Linked DNA regions of Mus musculus: all the other regions are linked to region 4. A link is a loop called in an ENCODE intact Hi-C map of the cell type or tissue named here. Cell type or tissue: left cerebral cortex. All regions are shown on one strand. Region 1 has its middle 39 kb from the start of Gm45985. Region 2 holds the start of Dbx1 (developing brain homeobox 1). Region 3 has its middle 16 kb from the start of Dbx1. Region 4 holds the start of Slc6a5 (solute carrier family 6 (neurotransmitter transporter, glycine), member 5).

What was found. A loop is a pair of places that touch in the nucleus more often than their neighbours do. Peaks named below come from ENCODE experiments on the same cell type or tissue, not always from the same donor. Only the 100,000 strongest peaks of a DNase experiment are listed, where the experiment ranks them.
Region 1: a loop joins it to region 4, with 6 times the contacts of the local background. A loop is called at or near these places in 2 of 42 quality-filtered maps.
Region 2: it touches region 4 in a loop (7-fold over the local background); 11 of 42 quality-filtered maps call a loop at or near these places.
Region 3: a loop joins it to region 4, with 6 times the contacts of the local background. A loop is called at or near these places in 31 of 42 quality-filtered maps.

Annotation. Positions count from the first base shown.
Region 1 is chr7:49,675,898-49,680,897 of GRCm38, reverse strand. No RefSeq gene overlaps it. Among named protein-coding and RNA genes, the nearest start is that of Gm45985, 39 kb to the right of the region's middle. In left cerebral cortex, no CTCF peak of the experiment used is centred here; DNase peaks (open chromatin) are centred at 2,384 and 2,764.
Region 2 is chr7:49,632,969-49,637,968 of GRCm38, reverse strand. It overlaps Dbx1 (developing brain homeobox 1), which reads left to right and starts at 1,134. Exons shown (of 4, transcript NM_001005232.1): 1 at 1,134-1,620; 2 at 2,241-2,342; 3 at 4,278-4,480. The coding sequence starts at 1,254. In left cerebral cortex, no CTCF peak of the experiment used is centred here; no DNase peak of the experiment used is centred here; H3K4me3 peaks cover 504 bases.
Region 3 is chr7:49,618,226-49,623,225 of GRCm38, reverse strand. No RefSeq gene overlaps it. Among named protein-coding and RNA genes, the nearest start is that of Dbx1, 16 kb to the left of the region's middle. In left cerebral cortex, a CTCF peak has its summit at 2,864; no DNase peak of the experiment used is centred here.
Region 4 is chr7:49,907,934-49,912,933 of GRCm38, reverse strand. Slc6a5 (solute carrier family 6 (neurotransmitter transporter, glycine), member 5) reads right to left here and starts at 2,635. Exons shown (of 16, transcript NM_001146013.1): 1 at 2,553-2,635; 2 at 691-1,233. The coding sequence starts at 2,555. In left cerebral cortex, no CTCF peak of the experiment used is centred here; DNase peaks (open chromatin) are centred at 1,294, 2,395 and 3,117.

The DNA.
Region 1 (5,000 bases), 230 kb after region 4:
ACCACTGAACCCTCCCGCATCTCACACATGGGGCAGGGACCACTAAACCCTCCCGCATCTCACACACAGGGCAGAGACTACTATACCTCTCTGCACATTTATTGTTGCTCTTTGCACTAGACCAATTGTCTCACTGTAGAAAGAATTAGTGGCAAAACTCAATTAAAGTCTAAGCATTGGTTGTACACCCAAAACCAACTGTACATGCTGACTTGTGGGGAAGGAAATAATCTATACACACACAAACACATTCAAATCTCCCAGCAACAAGGCCTCAGGCTTTGTCTGTTTTGTTTTGCCTTTTCCTCTTCTTTTATTTTACAAAGACTTTGAGCTTAGTTTTAATTTTGATCTGTTTCGATGGAAATCATCCTAAGTGTATCTTCTCAGCGTCCAGCACATGCAACACCACTTACTCATTTCTTGACGTCATAACTGTGCCCATCAGTTTTTCTTCTGTGCTGTGATATTCTGAGACCCTCTAGGCTTGATAGGTTGTCCTGTGAGCCGGTCCAGACTTAAGCTGTTACCGTTTTCTATGCCTACTCTGTATGGATTTTCTGTCTCTCTCTCACAATCAAGCTGTCAGCTATCATGCCTTGCTGTTCCCAAGGTCTCGAGACCTTCCCTTCATTCCCTGTCCATCTGCTCTGACTTCTAATCTGACCTACGAGGGCACGAAGACACCTAAGTGTGGCACAAGTATTTGCAACGTCCGAGTGCCCCTGCATGAGCATTGAGGGGCTCTCAATAATGAAATTAGTGCACAGACATACAGACCTATGTTCAATTCATCCAAAGCCCTATGATGCTTCCCCTATCTGTCAAATAAACAGATAAATGATACTGTACAGGATCTTTAAAAAAATGACCCAAGTAGACATGCAGAATTCAGACACCCTCTGCTATTTACACATAGCAGTCTCTCTTTGGGAAGGGGGCTGGATCTCAAAGCAACAGAGTGGGTTCTTTCTAATTTCTAATGCTACCCTCCAACTCAAAACAGATGTTTTCTAAAGTCATATCAGCCGCTAGGAATGGGCAGCCCAAAGGAAGGGTCTCTTGGAAATCCAGGTGGCTTCTCGTCCCAGTATCTGCTGCCCTCCCCGCAGCCAGTACCCCAATGGCTTCACTCATTGCCTCTGTGCTTCTGGAACAATTGAGATAGGCTGGGTTTGTGGCTCGGCTGTAACATGCATGAAACTCAGGGCTCCGGTACCATGTGTTAGCAGGCATCTATAAACCTAGCACTCAGGAGGTAGAGGCAGGAGGATCAGAAGTTCAAAGTCATCTCGGGCTATGTAGCAAGCGCTTGGCCAACCTCAGCTACGTAACTGATTTTTTCCATCTCTGTCACAATAGTCTAGCCCCACATTTCAAATTCCTTAAAATACACTTACCCAGAACAAAACAAAACAAAACAAAACAAACAAACAAACAAACAAAAAACAAACAAGGAAACGCTATAGACCACTACTCTCTAAGCTCATGGAATGCTAAAATCGTTCTTAGCTTTATGGTCCAAAAAATGGTACTGCTGGAGAGCTATATGAGCGAGAAAGCCAAGTGATTTGCAAAATTATACCACAAGGAGGGATTTTTTCCAATGCAGGCACCTGTTTCAGGGTGATTATCAATTATTCACAGCCTAGCTACGACCCTGAAAGCTGACTTTCCTCCCTCCCCCACAGACCCATTCCTCTTTGAGGCCAAATGAGAGGCCTCATACTACAGTTAATGAGGGTTGTGGCCGCCACAGCCAGTGAGATTTGAACCGTGCATTATCAATTTGCAAACGACGACCACACTTGGCATCTCACATTTTGACATCCCTGCTTGCCAAGACTGATCCCTGGGAAAGTCCTCACCAAGGACTCACCTCAAAGTTCCTGCAAAATGGTAACTTCAGAACTGCGCTGTCCCGAGTTCCCCTTCCACACCATTCCCTCCCCCGCTCCACTGCAGTCCTTTCCAGCTGTCAGTTTTTAAAGTGTATGTTTTAATTGTCCACAGTACAGCCCATCTGAAGCTGTTTGCAGAGGCACAGGGATCCTAGGCTGCTCTAGAATTTCTCAGCGACCACGGTGACAATGACCGGCTCTGGGGACATTTACAAGTTCCAGCTTCTTACCTAAAACTATTTCTAAGGCTATTGTGTGTGACAGAGGACAGGTCCGCTGGCAAGAGCTTCCCCCCTTGTAATGGAAACCATTTTTAAATGGTCTTTTTGTGATCGGGGTCTCCACCCTTAAACAAATGCAGGGCAAATTTCCCCCATGGGTGTCCCGAGGAGCGCTTGGGAAGAAACCCATCCTTATCAAGGCAGTAAGCCCAGACACACACACTTGCTTGTTACCATATTTAAAGGAATGGCCACAAAGAAGTAGTTTACAATAGGGGAGTTCTAGTCTGCATTTCCAAGGAATCACATTTTGGGGAGAATTACAGAATAATTACACATATGCTTAGATCGCAAGCATTCAGCGAAGCGAACAGTATTTTGAGGATTTAAGATGTTGGTGTAGTGCTCGTCTCTAAGAAACCAGGATAATTCGGACATTCAAATGCAAAGCCGCACCATTTGGAGAGTGTAATGCGGTCTGTTCTGGTCCCTGTTACAAATTCGGAAAGGTTTCCAGGCTGCAGACCTTCGAGGCGCTTAATACTTAAATCTGTTTCCAATGTAAAGCGCAGAACAAAAGTTCTGGGTATTAATGAAACGGATCCTAACGCAGGGCATGGGTGCGTTTCATTAACAGGTCAGTTTAGGAGAGTAAAAAATAATGACGGCAGAGCTTTGCCATGCACAACTCTTTCGTGCTGTCTTTCGATGAAATATCATTCGTCCAATAACACATTCAACATCCATTTTAGTACTATTTGGGGTGTTCAAATCCAGCTTGCATTCACTTCATGCCTATGATGAGGTCTATAACCAATTAGTATAAAACAAATGCTTTTCCTTGGTTTAAATACTGATTGGTCATTCATGCTTTAGTAGCCAAGAAAAGACGTGTAATTGTGAGTTATTGTAACTAACCTTAAAACGGTGACTTTAAAATATGAAACTTTGCTCACTTCTAATCTCCGCACTGGTTATTTTCTATGAATGCATTTCTGTAAAGCTTTAAGAGAGTATATCTGTTATTTGTACATAAAATTACAGTGTCCACAGATTTAGCCCCCAGACTCACAAAAGACTTACGATTGAATATTCTGATTCATTTAAACATTTTTATTTAAACATTTTTCTATTTGGGATTTTTTCCCTCCGAATAAATAAATGCAATTTGTGTTTTCAGTACGTTTTCCTACACCTTGACTTCTAAGATTTCTGTATTCAAAATAACAAAACCTTTGCAACTATGTCAGCTGCCTCCAGGAGCCTAAGTGTCAGAGTTGCACAGGGTGTTCACGGTGTTTACACATTTGATTGGTTTTGTGCCTTGGATGTGTTCATTTGAGATGAGAATGTTTCCCAACAGGCCCTCCTCAGCTAGCCCGTGGCTTGCAAAGTACGGAAGCAGCAGCGGCAAAGATGAAAGGAGAAACACACCCCCAGTGTAGGGAGCAAGGCGCTCTGAGCCAGCCATCTCACAATGTGAAAGGTTAATCATGAGATTTAGAGTGTGATCTCACTCTCAAAGGCAGCTCACGTGATTACAAACATTGTAAAGGAAGATGAGAACAGGAGCGAACTTCCAACGACAGGCTTCGTGGGAGCTGTAAATTTATCGTGGAAAAAAAGCAAAAAGCAAGAGTAAGGCTGCTTCGAAGTGAAGGGTGAGGCAGGCAGACAGGGGAACAGGCATGTTCAAAGAAACGGGAACTTAGCACTTCTCAATATTGATTCGAATGAAATATTCTCCCAAAGGCCCTCTAGATTACATCCCGTTCCTCCATGGGGCCCTCAGATATTTACTGGGAGCTTAGTTGTCATGAAATTGTGGGAATACACAGACCCTACAGGAAGGTTCCCAGTTCCTTGGGCACAAAGCAGAAAATAAGAGTTCAGAAGGGGGGAGAGAGCGCCTTGCAGTGTAGGAGAAGGCATGTAAACTATGCCTTGAAGAGGGAGCAGGAAGAGGCCACGTATTGGTGGGAGGGGAGCTGAGGTCCCCCTTGCAAAAGCAGGGAGACTGGAAGCTGCTTAAGAGTCATCGGTCATGCACATCATGCACACACCGGTAGCAGGAGAAGGCTCAGCTGCTTTGAGATGAGTTTGCCAATTTTTTCTTTAGCAAGTAGGAAACTGCACAAGAGATCTGAAGCCCCCGAAGGTTTCAGACGTGAAGAAAGTGAACTTCGGCTGCCTAGAAGAGAAAGAAAAGAAGGCTCATCTCCACAGAGAGAATATATTGAAAACAGTCCATGTTCTTTTTTTTTAAAGATTTATTTATTTACTTGTTTTATGTATGTGAGTACACTGTAACTGTCTTCAGACACACCAGAAGAGGGCATCAGATCTCATTACAGATGGTTGTGAGCTACCATGTGGTTGCCGGAAATTGAACTCAGGACCTTTGGAAGAGCAGTCAGTGCTCTTAACCACTGAGCCATCTCACCTGCCCCCAGTCCATGCTCTTAGACCAGGGAATAGAGATGCCACATGTCCACAGCTCAATTCCATAATGGCCACCTGTTGCCAATCAGAAAAATTAAAAGTGATGCCACTGAGGACCACAAAGCTCATCAGGGGATAGTGGAGGAGTAGGTGGTGTTTTTCAGATCTCAGGAAGTCTCGAATTCTGCAGAATGAGCAGCTGGTAACCAGTCCCAAGGATGCGCGCCATCCCCTCATGAATGAATGCAGGAAGTGTGGGATGCAATGCAGCAGATTCACACGCCCACTTCCTTGTGCCCACAAGTGATGCCCAGCTCAAAAACTGCTTCCACATTAATGATGAAGAAAAGAATGGGCCTCACCCTGTCACCAAACACCCCAAGGGGGCCATGGTATTCACTGCATGGTGTCGAGACTTTGGGAAAAGTAATCCTAA
Region 2 (5,000 bases), 270 kb after region 4:
CTCAAGGTTTTGAGCCCTTCCCAAGTGGAATTCCCAGCCCGGTTAGGTTCAGGGCTCTGCCAGGCTCCTTCCTCCTTCAAGTGAACGGCCTTGCACTCTGGGCGGAGTCCCAAAGAAGTTCTCTGAAAACACTCTCTCTCTCTCTCTCTCTCTCTCTCTCTCTCCCTCCCTCCCTCCTCTCTCTCTCCTCTCTCTCTCTCTCTCTCTCTCTCTCTCTCTCTCTCTCTCTCTTCTCTCTCTCTCTCTCTCTCTCTCCCTCTCTCCCTCCCTCCCTCCTCTTTCCCCCTCTCTCTTCTCTCTCCCTCTCCCCTCTCCCTGCTCCCTCACTCCTTCCCTCCCTCTCTTCCTCTTTTCAGGTTATTGGGAATTAGAAATAAATAGTTTTCCCACTAACTTTGGAATTCAACTATTCTCCGGAAACAAAACAAAACAAAACAACACCCCTCAAATCTTCCCAACCCTGACGGACTGTCATCGGATGGCACCGGAGTTTCTATATTTCCAAGTCTCCCTGGGTGTGGGAGTGGGACTTCTAACCCATCCCTCGCATCTGCTCTACGAGTCCCATTGAGTGAGAAATAGCTGGAGACCGGTATGTTTTCATACTTAAGGGCTTGAAATTTTCCACACGGCCCCTCACACACAAGGGAGAGTTATTTTACCGATAGCCTGGAGATGTAGTTCTATGAATATTTATTGATTTATTTTCTAGTCTCAGCAGGAGGCCGCAGATAAATTTAGTGCGTTCTTTAAATAATTCCTTTTCTATGAGGCAAGATGTCATCTGAAACTTCTAAATAGGCATTTAATTAGCCCGGGTGTTGCTTCAGAACAAAAACCTCCAGCGAGAGCTTTGGGGACTCACTGTATAGCAGAGAGGCCGTCGATGCACAGCGTTGATGAGCGCCGGCCTTTGTTGCCGCCCCATTGTGAGGGCCATGCTTATGAAGACTAATCCAATCATAAATTGCATCCCTGAACCAATCAGAGAGCCTGGAGCCTCCCGCGAATGAAGCCCGAGTGGAGAACTTTGTTGAACTTCATTGTCAGAGCTGTCAGTTTTCAAAGAGCTGGAGCGGGCGGGCCACTATAAAACCATCTCCTGGACCGGAGAGCCACAGAAGACTCGCAGACGCCCAAGTAGGACGGTTACCAGGATACTGAGCCAAAGAGGGCATCGGGGGAGGGGCGGGAAGCCAGGCGCTTGCCCTCCGGCCCAGGGAAAGGGAGCTACTGCCAGACCCGCTCTAACCATGATGTTCCCCGGCCTCCTTGCGCCTCCCGCGGGATACCCTAGCCTCCTGCGACCCACGCCCACCTTAACACTGCCCCAGTCCCTTCAATCCGCATTTTCCGGCCACTCTAGTTTCCTAGTAGAAGATTTGATCCGCATCAGCCGGCCTCCCACCTACCTGTCCCGCAGCATACCCGCTGCCAGCCTGTCACCCCCCAGTCAAGAGGCCCCTGCAGCCCTCGCCGACTCGGGGACCTCAGACCTGGGCTCTCCTGGGTCCGGGAGCCGGCGAGGCAGTTCTCCACAGACCGCCCTCTCCCCTGCCAGCGAGCCCACGTTTCTGAAGTTTGGGGTGAATGCCATCCTTTCCTCGGCGCCTAGAAGAGGTAAGATACAGCCGTGCCCTCGACGTGCGTTCCGCGGCCTGACAGCCACTCAATCCTTCACAAACTTGTTCCTCCGCGCTTGTTAGTGCACATTTCCACGCAGGAACTCAGACCTCAAGGGCCAGGTTACTGATTATGAAACGATGGTACTGAGGTTTTAAGGGGAAGAAAAGTCTCAGGCCTTACGAGTATCCTCAAAATGAACTTGAGCCCCGGGCCAGTGAGTGCAGTTCCTTAGTCGGGCGTCTCAGCGCACGCGCTTTGGTGCCTGCGTTCCCGCCCTCAAGACTAGGAAAGAGACTTTTTGCTTTAAACCCAACAAGTACGTTTATTGTGTTGGTTTGTACTATTATGGATAGATCTGCAATAGCCCACCCCACCCCTCCCTATTTTCCTAAGTCTCTGGAATGGTGATGAAATGGGGGCACAAATGAGACGACGCTGCGCAAATTTATTTTACTTAGTGAATACGTTCTAAAAGATGCCTCTGATACCTGCTGCAGTGTGAATTAGATCGTGTACGCGATGCTCCACACAGTATTCAAACACATGATCAAATTCATTCTCTCTCTCTCTCTCTCTCTCTCTCTCTCTCTCTCTCTCTTCCCTCGCCCTACCAGAAACTTCGCCCGCTTTGCTGCAGAGCCCTCCTCCCAAGACGTTCGCCTTTCCATACTTCGAAGGCTCGTTCCAACCCTTTATCAGATCCTCCTATTTCCCAGGTAGGTCTCTTTCGTGTTTTTCCCGCTCCGGGCTGGACAGCCCGTTCCAGTCCCGGCCGGTCGCTCCCTACCCCGAAGTCGTATTTCTCCGTCCACCCCTCGGGGTTACGCTCTGGTTCAGAGGTTGCGAGGCGTACAACATTCACGAATCCGTCGCGCCAATTTGATACCCCATTTAGCACAAGCAGTGACTGCTTGACACTATGCACCAATTCCCTGCTCTACAAATTAGCAAGAATTGTCATGGTCCACATTTGAGGCGGTTCCCTTCCCGGCGAGGAGCTGTTGGCATCCCTTCATGCCGCCGTTTCCCACAGAGTTGGTGCACTTGGCCACCATTCGCCACAAAGGTCTCAGCACCGTGACCAATTGGCCAGCTCCTCCGGCAGCCACACGCAGACCGGCCCTCGCCCCTCCACGCCGCCGAAAAACACCTACCAGCCGCAGCTAATTTCCTGTTAACATTCATTCAGGGCTGCTTTTTTTTCCCTCCACAAGACCGCATGGGGTGCCCTCTTGTGTGCGATGCTTGGGGGTTACCTAAGGGTAGGAAGTCTAGATCCTCCCGCGACCCCAACCTTATCTTGCCAATTTGATTTCCCAACCCTATATCATGCCGGTGGGCTCTTTCTGTAAAAAGGAAACAGTTGACAGAATCCCGCTATGGGTCCTAGTCTACAGGCGAAGAAGCACCCTCAAGAGTTTTCATGCTGAGAACTACGAGTGTTCAAGCATTGCCTCGAACACTTTAAAGCTGCTTTAAAAAGCAGGGAAGCCCCCTAGACAAGAAGGGACCAGAGCCAAAGTGCAGTGGGTGGGGGCAGGGCAAGACCAGGACAGCACTCCCAACATCAGCAAAAGAAACTAGCGACGCTTTTTTTTTTTTTTTTTTTTTTTTTTTTTTGAGAGAAGAAACTCTCTTCCACCACCATTCAGGCTTTTGCCGACAATGGAATTTGCTCCTTTCTCCCGGGTCTCAATGGTCTAACAAAAACAACCCGAGCTTTATAAATAGCTTTTCGTGTCCATTTAATGTGAAAGATTGGGGGTAGAGAAGCCTCTGCCATCACCGCTCTCCCAATCGTCTCCGCCTGCAGTTGTGTTTAGCCTGAGTGTAAACCTCTTTTGTCCCGGTAATATATGGCTCTCGCTGCTTGTCCATAGCCTTTTGCGGTTAGTTCATTACTACACAATTACCATTCACGCTTCGTTAGCGTCTCTGTTTCTTTTTGTTTTTCTTTTTCTCTCCCTTAAAGCGAAACTCTCCCCCTTTTCATAGCGCCAATTCCCAGTGGGAAGCGGTCAATGTGCTAATTAGACGCCACTTTCCTTGTATTCACGCTGATTTCTTTACGTTGTGGGGGAGGCAGAAAAATCATATGTAGTTTTTAAAACGATGAATGACTGGATTTTTTTTAAGCCAAAACAGACTTTTTTCTGTCTGCCAAACCAGCAAAGTGCCTTGTCTTAAAAGGTACTGACAGCACCAAGGTGATTGCGTGTCCGTGGGTCTTGGGGGGGGGGGAAAGTGGAGGTGTGCTGAGTGGTCTCTGTGGGATTATTTTCATTTCTGTAATTTATTTTATTCTGTTGCTATTTAAGCTGTTTGGTGCGGACTGTTTCTGTAAGACCATTGAATGGAAGTGGGGGGGCGGGTAAGCAAAAGGCAATTGTGGCTGCTGTTTTCGTGGGTTTTTTCCTAATCCGGGTTTGCACGGTTGAAAGCGAAAGTTATTTGTGCGGAAAGCGCCTTTCACTCAGACAGGTTGTAGGTTCTCCGTCTATTCTCTACGGGGAGAAAAAGGAGTGTTTTAAAGAGATGAAGGGACTCGAGGGGGAAAAAGGAGGGAGAACGCTAGTGAAAACAGCTTGGGAGAGGCGGATGCTCGGCTCTGCAGGACACCCGGCTCATTCTCTACTTCCCTCACCCCGCAGCTTCCTCCAGCGTCGTGCCTATCCCTGGGACCTTCTCCTGGCCGCTGGCTGCTCGCGGCAAGCCTCGCCGGGGCATGCTGCGCAGAGCCGTGTTCTCTGACGTGCAGCGGAAAGCCCTGGAGAAGACGTTCCAGAAGCAGAAGTACATCAGCAAGCCAGACCGGAAAAAGCTGGCCTCCAAGCTTGGCTTGAAGGACTCGCAGGTGCGAGCGGCCTCCACCGCCCCACCCTCACACGCCATGCTAGCCCCTGCCAATCAATTGCAAGGGCTCTCTGGTGCCTCTTAGGCTGGCGGAGCAGCTGGGGAAACCCAGGCCAAGTTATTTGAGGTTTCCCCAGAGCAGCCTCCTTTTCCACCCCACCCCACCCCACCCTTCTATCTTACTCCCCCACCTGCCCAGCTGAGTCAAGTGCCGAATGAGAGGATGGATGGACGTAAGGGTACATGGATAGCTATATGGATAAATAGATAGATGCATATGCATGGGTAGGTGTGTATGCAGGTGGAGGATGTGTACATGGATACGTACGTACGTGTGTGTGTGTGTGTGTGTGTGTGTGTGTGTGTGTGTGTGTGTGTGTATGGGGTAGGCGGATGGACACATGAATTGGATAGATGGATGGGTGGGTCATGGCTATGGGGACGAGTGAATGAAGCATGAATTCGATCCAATATGAATGGGCTGGCAGGTAGATAGACCAGAGGAGCAAGAGTTAAGAGGG
Region 3 (5,000 bases), 290 kb after region 4:
TATAGGTAAGCATGGGAGATACAGAACAGCCATGTAAGTGAACAAGTGATATGGAGTTTAAGAGTAGAGAAGAGTTAAAAGGGGAAGGCAGTGCACAGAGGCAGTGGGGAAGCATCTTTGGGAAGAGGACATTTTATTCAGTAACATCTGCAGGGGCCAGAGGGTGCATGTCCTGTCCACACTGCTTAATGTCAAATCTGTGAAGGGTGGGACATGATGGGAAGACATCAGAAGACAGGATACGTGACAGCCAGGCTCCAGGAGAGTCCAAATCATAGACCTGAGTGGAGCCTGGAGTTTGTTCTGTGTAATAGGAAAGTATCCCAAGTCTCCAAAGGTGAAGACTTGTAGGGACCATTAGATGTGAATGACAGTCGACACCTGTTAGAAATGATGGGTACACGGGCAGGGACGTGGGGGGAACTTGAGGCATTAAAAACCGAATCAGCAGGTGTCAGAATGAGTGCAGGAGGCAAGGGGGGGGGGTGAAGATGTTAGCAAAAAGCAAACACAAAATCAGACATGGGCTTTTTGGTGAAAGAGCCTAAGGCAAGGATGCACAGGCTGAGTTAAATAAATCCTGGATCTGAGTGGAAGAAAAGCCCAAATGGTAATGTTTGTGAAGGTCTGCCCGCCTCTACTCTGTGTGAAGTACAGCATCAGGGTGGTGGCTTCAAGCCACCAGCATCATGGGACACCTCAGGCTTCTTCATCTTCCTCAGTACCCAGTTCCCACCTCGTGGTCCTTGATGACAGCCCTCTTCCAGCCAGTGCACAGTGGGAGCAGGAAGGAGGGAAGGGCACACTCCGTAGCAGGTGCATGCGGATATCCACTTCTCAGCCAGGAGCCGGCATGCTCAGGGGTGTGTGCAGAAGTCTGCTCAGAAGGAGGAAAGAGAGGATGCCAGAGGGACTCGTGGCTGTCCTCCGAAGCTGAGCTGGGCAGACAGGAGGATGCTGCATGCTCCCTCACAAGGCTGCAACTTACTTTGCTTATCTACTCTGTAAGTCAGTTGTGTATTATCCAAATGTTTTTTTTTTTTAAGATTTTTTTTTTAAGAGTACACTGCAGCTATTTCCAGACACACCAGAAGAGGGCATTAGATCCCTTTACAGATGGTTGTGAGCCACCATGTGGTAGCTGGAGATTGAACTCAGGACCTTTGGAAGAGCGGTCAGTGCTCTTAACCGCTGAGCCATCTCTCCAGCCCTGTTCACACGGTTCTTAAAGACAGAAAACAGAGGGATGGAAGCACCTGGACTGGGTAGGGCAGAGAAGATGCCAACAAAGGGGATAGGAGGACATACGCGTTACCTGTCCCATTGCTGTCACAAATACCTGATAAAAACAGCTGAAGGAAGGAAGGAAGGAAGGAAGGAAGGAAGGAAGGAAGGGAGGGAGGGAGGGAGGGAGGGAGGGAGGGAGGGAGGGAGGGAGGAAGGAAGGAAGGAAGGAAGGAAGGAAGGAAGGAAGGAAGGAAGGAAGGAGTTATTTTGGCTCATAGTTTGAGAAATCAGCCACCATAACAGGGAAGGCACGGGGAAGGAGGGAGAGATAGCACCAGTGTGAGGGCTCAGCTCACTTTCTTCTCTCCTCTCTCTCTCTCTCTCTCTCTCTCTCTCTCTCTCTCTCTCTCTCTCTCTTAGTTAGAGATTTACTGCTGTGAACAGACACCATGACCAAGGCAACTCTTGTAAAGACAACATTTAATTGGGGCTGGCTCACAGATTCAGAGGTTCAGTCTACTATCATCAAGGAGGGAGCATGGCAGCATCCAGGCAGGCATGGTGCAGACAGAGCTGAGAGTTCTACATCTTCATCTGAAGTTGGCTAGTGGAAGACTGGCTTCTAAAAAGCTAAGACAAGGGTCTTAAAGGCCAAGCCTACAGTGACACACCTCCTCCAGGAAGGCCACAGTTCCAAACAGTGCCACTCCCTGGGTTAAGCATATACTACACCCCCCTCTCTCGGAGACTATAGTCCATGAAATGGTATCTCCCACATTCAATGTTAAATCTCTAGAAATGCTCTCACAGACACGCCCACACTGGGCACCAAGAGAGTTGTCATCACAGGAACAGAGCAAAGGGCATCTTGGGGGACATGACAGTTTCTCAGATGGCCATGAGGATGAGAAGAGGGACAATTAGGCGAGCTAGGAGGTTGGGATGGAAGGTGGATTCTTCACCCAGACCTAACAAGGGCAGTGACTAACATGCCCAGTTATCAAACACGATATGTGCCTGGTGTAAGTTTCATATGGCATGGGAGTCTTCAGGAATGAAAAGCCAAAGACCCTGGGGTGAAAAGCCAAAGACCCTCTGCACACATAGCACTTTTCCTCCTGGTATGGCAAGGACCTTGGGCCCTCAGGCCTTCTCTATACTTTATGGGGGGAGATCTGGTTCTGTGAGAGAGGCAGGAGAGGGCCGGGGGTGCTCTGTCGTAAAGCCTTCCTTCAGAGCAAAGCACTGCATATGGAGGTGCCCTGCTTTACGGTGGCGAGTCACGAGTCACGACAAATTTACTGGGAACCTTACAAGGCCCTTTTGGATTTTATGATATACGGTATTGAGTAGAGAAGAAATACCACGAAACAAACTTGAGTACACAGGAAAGCTGAGGTGAACTCGTGGTAATCGAGAGTTCAGAGGAATGGAAAGAAAATGTTTCTGTTAGAAAAGGGGTACTAGGATGGCCCTTAAATCCGTAGCTCCCACCCCAAGCCCACACCATATGTGCCAATCTACTCTACATAGAACAAAATGTGAAACATTCTCAAATTAACATACACCTTGCAAGTATGTGCAGGTTTAACACCAGGCAAGTGTGCACAAGAGATACCTGCCCCCATCTTGCCCCTAGAGGAGGAGGCAAGGAATTGCAGGCAGGAGGGGGTGGGTGGAGTGGATTTATTGTATTATCCTTTGAATAGGTTTATTGTATTAGTTTTAGCTATAAATTGATATACTAATTAATATAGTCACATATAATTTAATATGTTTAGTGCTAAAAAAATAATATAAGAAAAAGAAAAAAATTAACCAATTTTTTTCTTCCTTTTCTTTTTTTAAAGGACAACATGTTACACAGAATTGAATAGAAACTTTCACTGTGGTCTGAGGATACAGCTTAGCTGGCAGAATCCTAGCCTCATACACAAAACCCTGGCCTTGATCCCCAGTATAGAATGGGTGTGGTGGGTGTGTGCTTCCAATGCTAGGGGAGTGTACTGGCTAGTTTTGTGTCAACTTGACACAGCTGGAGTTATCACAGAGAAAGGAGCTTCAGTTGAGGAAATGCCTCCATGAGATCCAACTGTAAGGCATTTCCTCAATTAGTGATCAAGGGGGAAAGGCCCCTTGTGGGTGGGACCATCTCTGGGCTGGTAGTCTTGGGTTCTATAAGAGAGCAGGCTGAGCAAGCCAGGGGAAGCAAGCCAGTAAGGAACATTGCTCCATGGCCTCTGCATCAGCTCCTGCTTTCTGACCTGCTTGAGTTCCAGTCCTGACTTCCTTTGGTGATGAACAGCAATGTGGAAGTGCAAGCTGAATAAACCCTTTCCTCTCCAACTTGCTTCTTGGTCATGATGTTTGTGCAGGAATAGAAACCCTGACTAAGACAGGGAGGTTGGGACAGGAGGCTCTGAAGCTATATATTCAGTTGTGATAGTGTGTGCTCCCATTACCATAAGTTACACAGAAACTCTGAGGCTGGCCTGAGATGAATGAGATTTTGTTTGTGTGGTTTCACTGAGGCTGGAGAGATAGTTCAGAGGTTAAGAGCACGGACAGCTCTTCCAGAGGACCCAGGTTCAATTCCCGATATCCATACAGTGGTTCACATATATCTATAACCTCAATCGAGGAATCCAACACCTTCTTCTGGCCTCCACAGGTACTGTACACATGTGACACACAGATTTACAGGTAGGCCAAGTACCCTACACATATAATAAACATGGAAAAAAACCCATTGTGTTATCAAGTGGCATGGTTTATAAATGTCCAGTGGGTTGTGATAGTGTGTGCAATGCACTGATGTGTCTGTACTTGTGTGATTGTATGCTTACGTACTCCAGCTAAGAAACTGACTATGCATATGTGTGTACACATGCACATGTGGAATTGTTCTGTAAAATGTATTTCTTACTATTGGTTATAATAAAATAAATCTGAAATCCAATGCACCCGTTTGTTTGGTTTTTGTTTTTGTTTTTTAGATTTCATTTATTTTATGTGTCTGAGTACACCATCACTGTCCTCAGACACACCAGGAGAGGGCGTCAGATCCCATTACAGATGGTTGTGAGCCACCACGTGGTTGCTGGGAATTTGAACTCAGGACCTCTAGAAGAGCAATCAGTGCTCTTAACCACTGAACCATCTCTCCAGCCCCGCAGACAAGTTTTTTGAGCAGACTGGCTCTGAGAAGGGCTGGGTGATGAAACCAACTGGAAGACAGGTGCCAAAGGAGGCTCCTAGCTTGGCTTTGCCTTTCTTAAATCTGAAGGAAGACATAGCTGATAAAAACCGATTAGTAACTCAGACTAGAGTCGAGGGGATGAGGATGGGTGAGTAGATGACCCAGCAGGCACCCAGAAGGCTACAGTGAGCGCTAGTCACGAGAATAGGTGTGTGTGTGTGCGTGCGTGTGTCCATGCTATGCGTATGGTTGGGCATGTAGAAAAAGTTCTGGGACACAGTTCCATCTCACACATCCCATGCATGCTCACAGCCACACAGGTGGTCACCACTCACTCAGAGTGGTCACCACTCACACAGGCAAACAGAACAAGAACAAAGACAGGAATGGATTTTAGCTACAACAACAACAACAACAAAACAGCAAAAACAAAATCCCAAATGACGAAAACCAAAAACATAACCTCTTCCTTCTGCTGGTGTCTCAGGCCTGATGTTTGGTACTCCTATAAGTTGTTTGTTGAAGACCTACTCTGCGCAAGCTATACCTCTGTAATCAGAGAAGGTACTGCCTG
Region 4 (5,000 bases):
TCCTATCTCCGGTTAAGGGGATACCCAACTGGGAAGGGCCTGAACCGAACCGAACCAAACCGTATACAAGGGAGAGGGCTTATGTTAGGGGAATGAAAAAAGAAACTACATTCTGGGATTTAGAAGAGGCCAGATTAAGAGACCCTGATGCTTAAATTTAACTTCAGCAGCGCCTCATTGAGAGTTCTGGGGTAGTTCTGGGGTAGACTCACATGGGGAGAGCTCTCAGAATAAGCTATATCCCCCTCCCATACCACCGCAGGCTTCCTTTTCTATTGTAGTTTTTCTTTTTAAAGAACCGAAAAAGACTCAGACATTGATAGGATGGAGACTCTTGCGTCTGTTGCAAGATGCAGAATCTATCTGCTTTTTTTTTTTTTTTTTTTTTTTTTTTTTTTTTTTTTAACGGATCTGCACCGGTTCTACAGCTGAGGCTGGGAAGAGCAAGTCCAAACCTTGCTGGCTCGATCGCTGCACACACACACACCCCAAACCTTAACTGAGGACCTGAGCCCCCTTCCCCGCCCCCAGCAGTGCGAGCTTCCGAAGCCCCAAAGCTGCCTCCAGCATCCACCACCTGGCATTGCCAACCCGTTTCAACATCAGCATACGTGCACCCGCCAGGGCCCAGCTCCCCTTCACGCGCGGTTGGTGAGCAGCAGGCAGCGGGGCCGCTTGTGACCTGCTTACCGGTATGGTAGTGGTGGCCACGCTGCCCGGGAGCACCGACGCGATGCCATCGGTTCCCAACACTACTGTGCTCTGGCTCATATTCACCCAGCCCACGGCTGGGGTATTGTTGTGCTCCAGCGTGCCCTTGCCCACACTCACGTTCGCGTCCTCCTCCGGGCCACGCAGAGCTGGAATCTTGCAGTGCAGAGCGTTGCCAGCCCCGGCGGGCCCGGAAGGGGGATTGGCCTGTGCGCTGTGCCCTTCGCTTAAGTCCCGGAGGGCCGCGGAGGTCGCTTGTGCCCGGGGGCTGCTGAGATTACAAAACCCTACTCCGGACTGCTGGGCCTCGCAGGCTCTCGCATCCGCAGACTGGAAAGTTTGGGCGCCGGTGGAAGCCGACCTGGGCACACGTGGCGGCTGGACAGTGGCCGTGGGGGCCTCAGCAGGAAGATCCTGTTCAGGGCTGGTCCTAGGTGCACGAGGACTATCCCGGTGGCCTGGCACCGCTGCCTCCAAGATGTTGGCTGGCTGTTTATTCATTTCCTTGGGAGCACTGCAATCCTGCAAACACAATGTCAAGTTCGTGCAAAACAAACAAACAAAAAGTCACGGCAGCATTAAAAATAAAATATATGGGTCTGCATACACAGATGCACACATTCCAGGTCCAGGCACAAAATAGACAGGGTAGCAAACGGAACCGGTGTTTCTCCACTCGCCAGACACGTCTGTAATCCTGGGACATGAAGAAGCTAATATTTTCTCCCAAGTGGAGGAGGAACTAAGACCGAAGAATGAGTGGGTTTTGACAGGGGGAAAGAGGCGGGCAATATAGAAATAACCCTACAGCCAGGAGCTCCCTGCCCTCTGTGGATTTCAAATCAAGGCTGTGGGTACCACATCCCCTTCACCATTGTGGAGAAAGATTCTTTAATTTTCCGCCCCATTTCCTTTGTCATTCAACAATGCACATTGCCTTTTTTTCCCCCCATAGACAAGCTGTGATCACAAAACATGCTCTGGGGTAGGCCAAGGCTGGAAGCCACACGGGTAAATTCAAACTCCAGCATTCAGCCTACCTTGGTCACCCAAGATGCAAAGTCAAGGCTAAAGGTTTTTTGTTTTTTGTTTTTTTTAAAATCAAAATATTACTACCAACAAACAGCCCACCACTAAAACAATAAACTAGATGGGAAACGCATAGTAGCTGGCTTTGACCCTTACATTCTCTCCACTTGATTCCAGACCCCTCCAATGTATACGGATCTTGCCAATTTTTTATTTTTATTTTGCTGTCCATTTCCAGTAATATAATATTCTTTCCCTCCCAACTCTTGACTGAGGACCAAAACTCACCAATAATTTTCATTAGCTTTCTCCCTATTGAATTTTAAAGACTTGCCAGAAGTGGGTTTCCCTTCGGCTTCCGCGTGCTAGTGTTACCTTTCAGAGTTCCAAGATAGTATAATTACTTCACTGTAAAACCAATCAAACTACCTTCTCATCAACCGAAAATCTCTGCTCTAACCCGCTTCACAAACGCACAAACCGAGTTTACGTGCACCAAACCCAATGCCTGGACTCCAGTCTGCGTTCTCAGTTGTCCCTAAGACCCAGAGCGACTCGCGGTTAAAGGAATCTTGACTTTCAGTACCACGGACAGTACCTAAGACCGGGTTTAAGAGCAGCTTTACCATCTAGGGAAACCTCCTCTGCCCTCCGGCAAGGCTCCCAAGTACGAATACCTGAACTTGAGCCTTCGAAAATGGTTCTCTGCCTCTCACCTATTGCAGATATTTCCAAAAAGAAATACCCCAAACGAGCCAGCCATCCTTATCCCCACTTCCACCTTTCTTTAGAGAATAAAAGCAAGCACTCACCATGTCTGATGCGGACAACAGATTGAACCGTAGAGTAAAATCCTCTACTGATCTAGGTTTGGCCCTGGAACAAGAGGCGCTTTCTATATCTCCCCGGGAAAGGCTGGGTTTGCGTCAGTGGGAAGCAAGGTGCCCTTCGTTTGACATCTTCCTGATAATACACGTTTGATAAATCATTACCCCTTTGGATTCGGATTTTAAAGGGACAACAGCCTGGAGTACGCTGTCTTGTTGTCACTCCGGTAGGAGGGGGCTGCGTGTTTGGCGTGACTCATGTGGGTCTGATTACTAAACCAAAGCCGGTGGGAGGGAACGAGAAAAGTTTGCCACCTCCTAATTAAGGGAAACATGGGAGAGACACGTCCCACTGCGCCCAAGACTCCAAGGCAAGGCGCAGCCGCCAACCAAACAGATTGGATTAAAGTGAGGGAGGGGGGGGGGTCAAATCAGTCTCCCTCTCCCATCAAATTTGCTTGCGCTCTCCCTGAATCTCTGTCCGATTCAAAAGTATCCCCTCCCCCCAAAGAATGCCAGGCCTGTCTCGGGTATCCAGCCAGATCTTCTATGCCTGTTCCAGGGTAGAGCCCTGTATTTGGTCAGGGCGCACCTGGCTGGTCAGTGTGTGGTGTTCAGATCCCTACATCCCAGCCTTTCCAGAAAGTCAATCTAAGGAAAGACCCCGAGTTTTCGTTTAAACTATTAAATGCACTTTTCTCATCCCTGTTTGTCTCTGCTAATCCTGTTTCTCGTTGTACGTTTTAGGCTCTTCTGGATTTATTTATTTATTTATTTATTTATTTTTAAATACTGACTTAGTCCTCCAGCCATGTAAAACCCACCCTTTCTCCGTGGTCCTCCAAACAAAAATCCTTTTAAAATAAGGCCTGATTGGAGAATGCAGTTTTACCTGAAACGAGGATCCCCACCCCCACCCCCACCCCGCAACCCAGGGCAGGGCTGGCTCTCTGGGAAACCCTAAGAAGAGACTGCGGGCTCCCGCCCAGGTCTGAAGTGGCCAGGTGGACTATGAACTTTACCCGAGGTACAAGGCAGCAACCACGATCACAAAAGGGAAAAGCCCTTTGCAAAGGTGTCATTTGAAAACTAGAAGGGGATTTGCAGCAATATGCCTCCCCTCTCTCTTGTCTTGACAGCCTAGCTAGGGAACCGTGGCCTCTGGAACGGGAAGCTTGGAAAGCGCTGAGCGCGCAACGGGGCCCACCGCCTCCGGGTCCGTGCCGTCGCACTCGACTGGGCTGTCTCCCTGCGGAGCCAGGACAAAGCCGCGGCAGCGGCCGAGGGCGCAGGCTGCGGTGGCAGATTGCGGTGGATGCCGGGGGCATTGCTGCTCCACTCGGGTCTCCTCCCTCACCCTTCCAAGACTCCAAGAGTGGTAGATGCCTCTGTGAGCCTGGCTCTCCCAGGATAGCCACCTGGATTCTGGGTCTGCACTATTTGGGATTGGGGATGGCAGCGGGGGATGGGGGCGAGTAGGCAGCCAGAGGAGCCTTGTCCTCCCAGTGTCTTTCGGGTTCCAGATAGCCTTTTACTGACATTTACTGAGCTTTTACTATTAGGCCATCTGCAACGCTTCCACGAAATTATTACGTTTAAGTTTGCCAACAGCCTTTCGGAAATTATTCCAGTGTTTATGCTGTGAACGCTAAGGTCAGGGTCTATTTTGAAGTTACTAGCTCCTCCACAGCCCGTTGCCTGCACCAGTCACCACTCTAGGCAACCGAGAAATGGGGAAGGACTCAGAGGAGGAATAAGGGGATGAGTGGGACCCTGGGGTACTCTGACTGAAAAAGGCTCTGAAAGCCGGTAGGGTTGACAGTCCTGTAATATCCTCAAATCCCAAGAAAGTGCAATGTCCGGGAGTGGCTTCAATGGAGTCATGAGACCCGCTTCTAGTTAAGATTCAGGTCTGGCTCTGAGGTCCAGAGGCCACTTTGACAGCAAATAGTCACGACTTCAAAGCTTGTGGCTAGTCTCCAAATTTGCATCTGAGCAGCCCCTGCCAGACTTGACGCGGGAGTCGGTGGAGTGTGCAAAAGAGCCTGGCCAGTAAGGAGGGAATGTACTGAGGTGGCCGAGTCGTGCAGGGCTACTTCCCGCTACCCTCCACCCCCACTTCGTTGCTGACCGTGAGTGATGCCCAACGCCCCCGCTCAGCCTCAGATCTGACGTGTCGCCTGCTCAAGTGCGCATTTGAGTTAGCATGGGGCTAATAAGGTCCTGCAGAGGCGGGTGACGAGTAGGCGCCAGTTCAAGCTCCACAAAGAACCCCCCCTCCTCCAGCCGCAAGATTCCAGAAAGGAGGGGCTGCCGATAGAGTGGAGGGACAGTTCAGGGACCAGACACCGAGAGGAGTCGCTCCAACAGGATAGTGACCAAAAGAGCAACACCTCCCTCCTCCTCCCCCCTACAGTGAAGCAGGGACCTGGC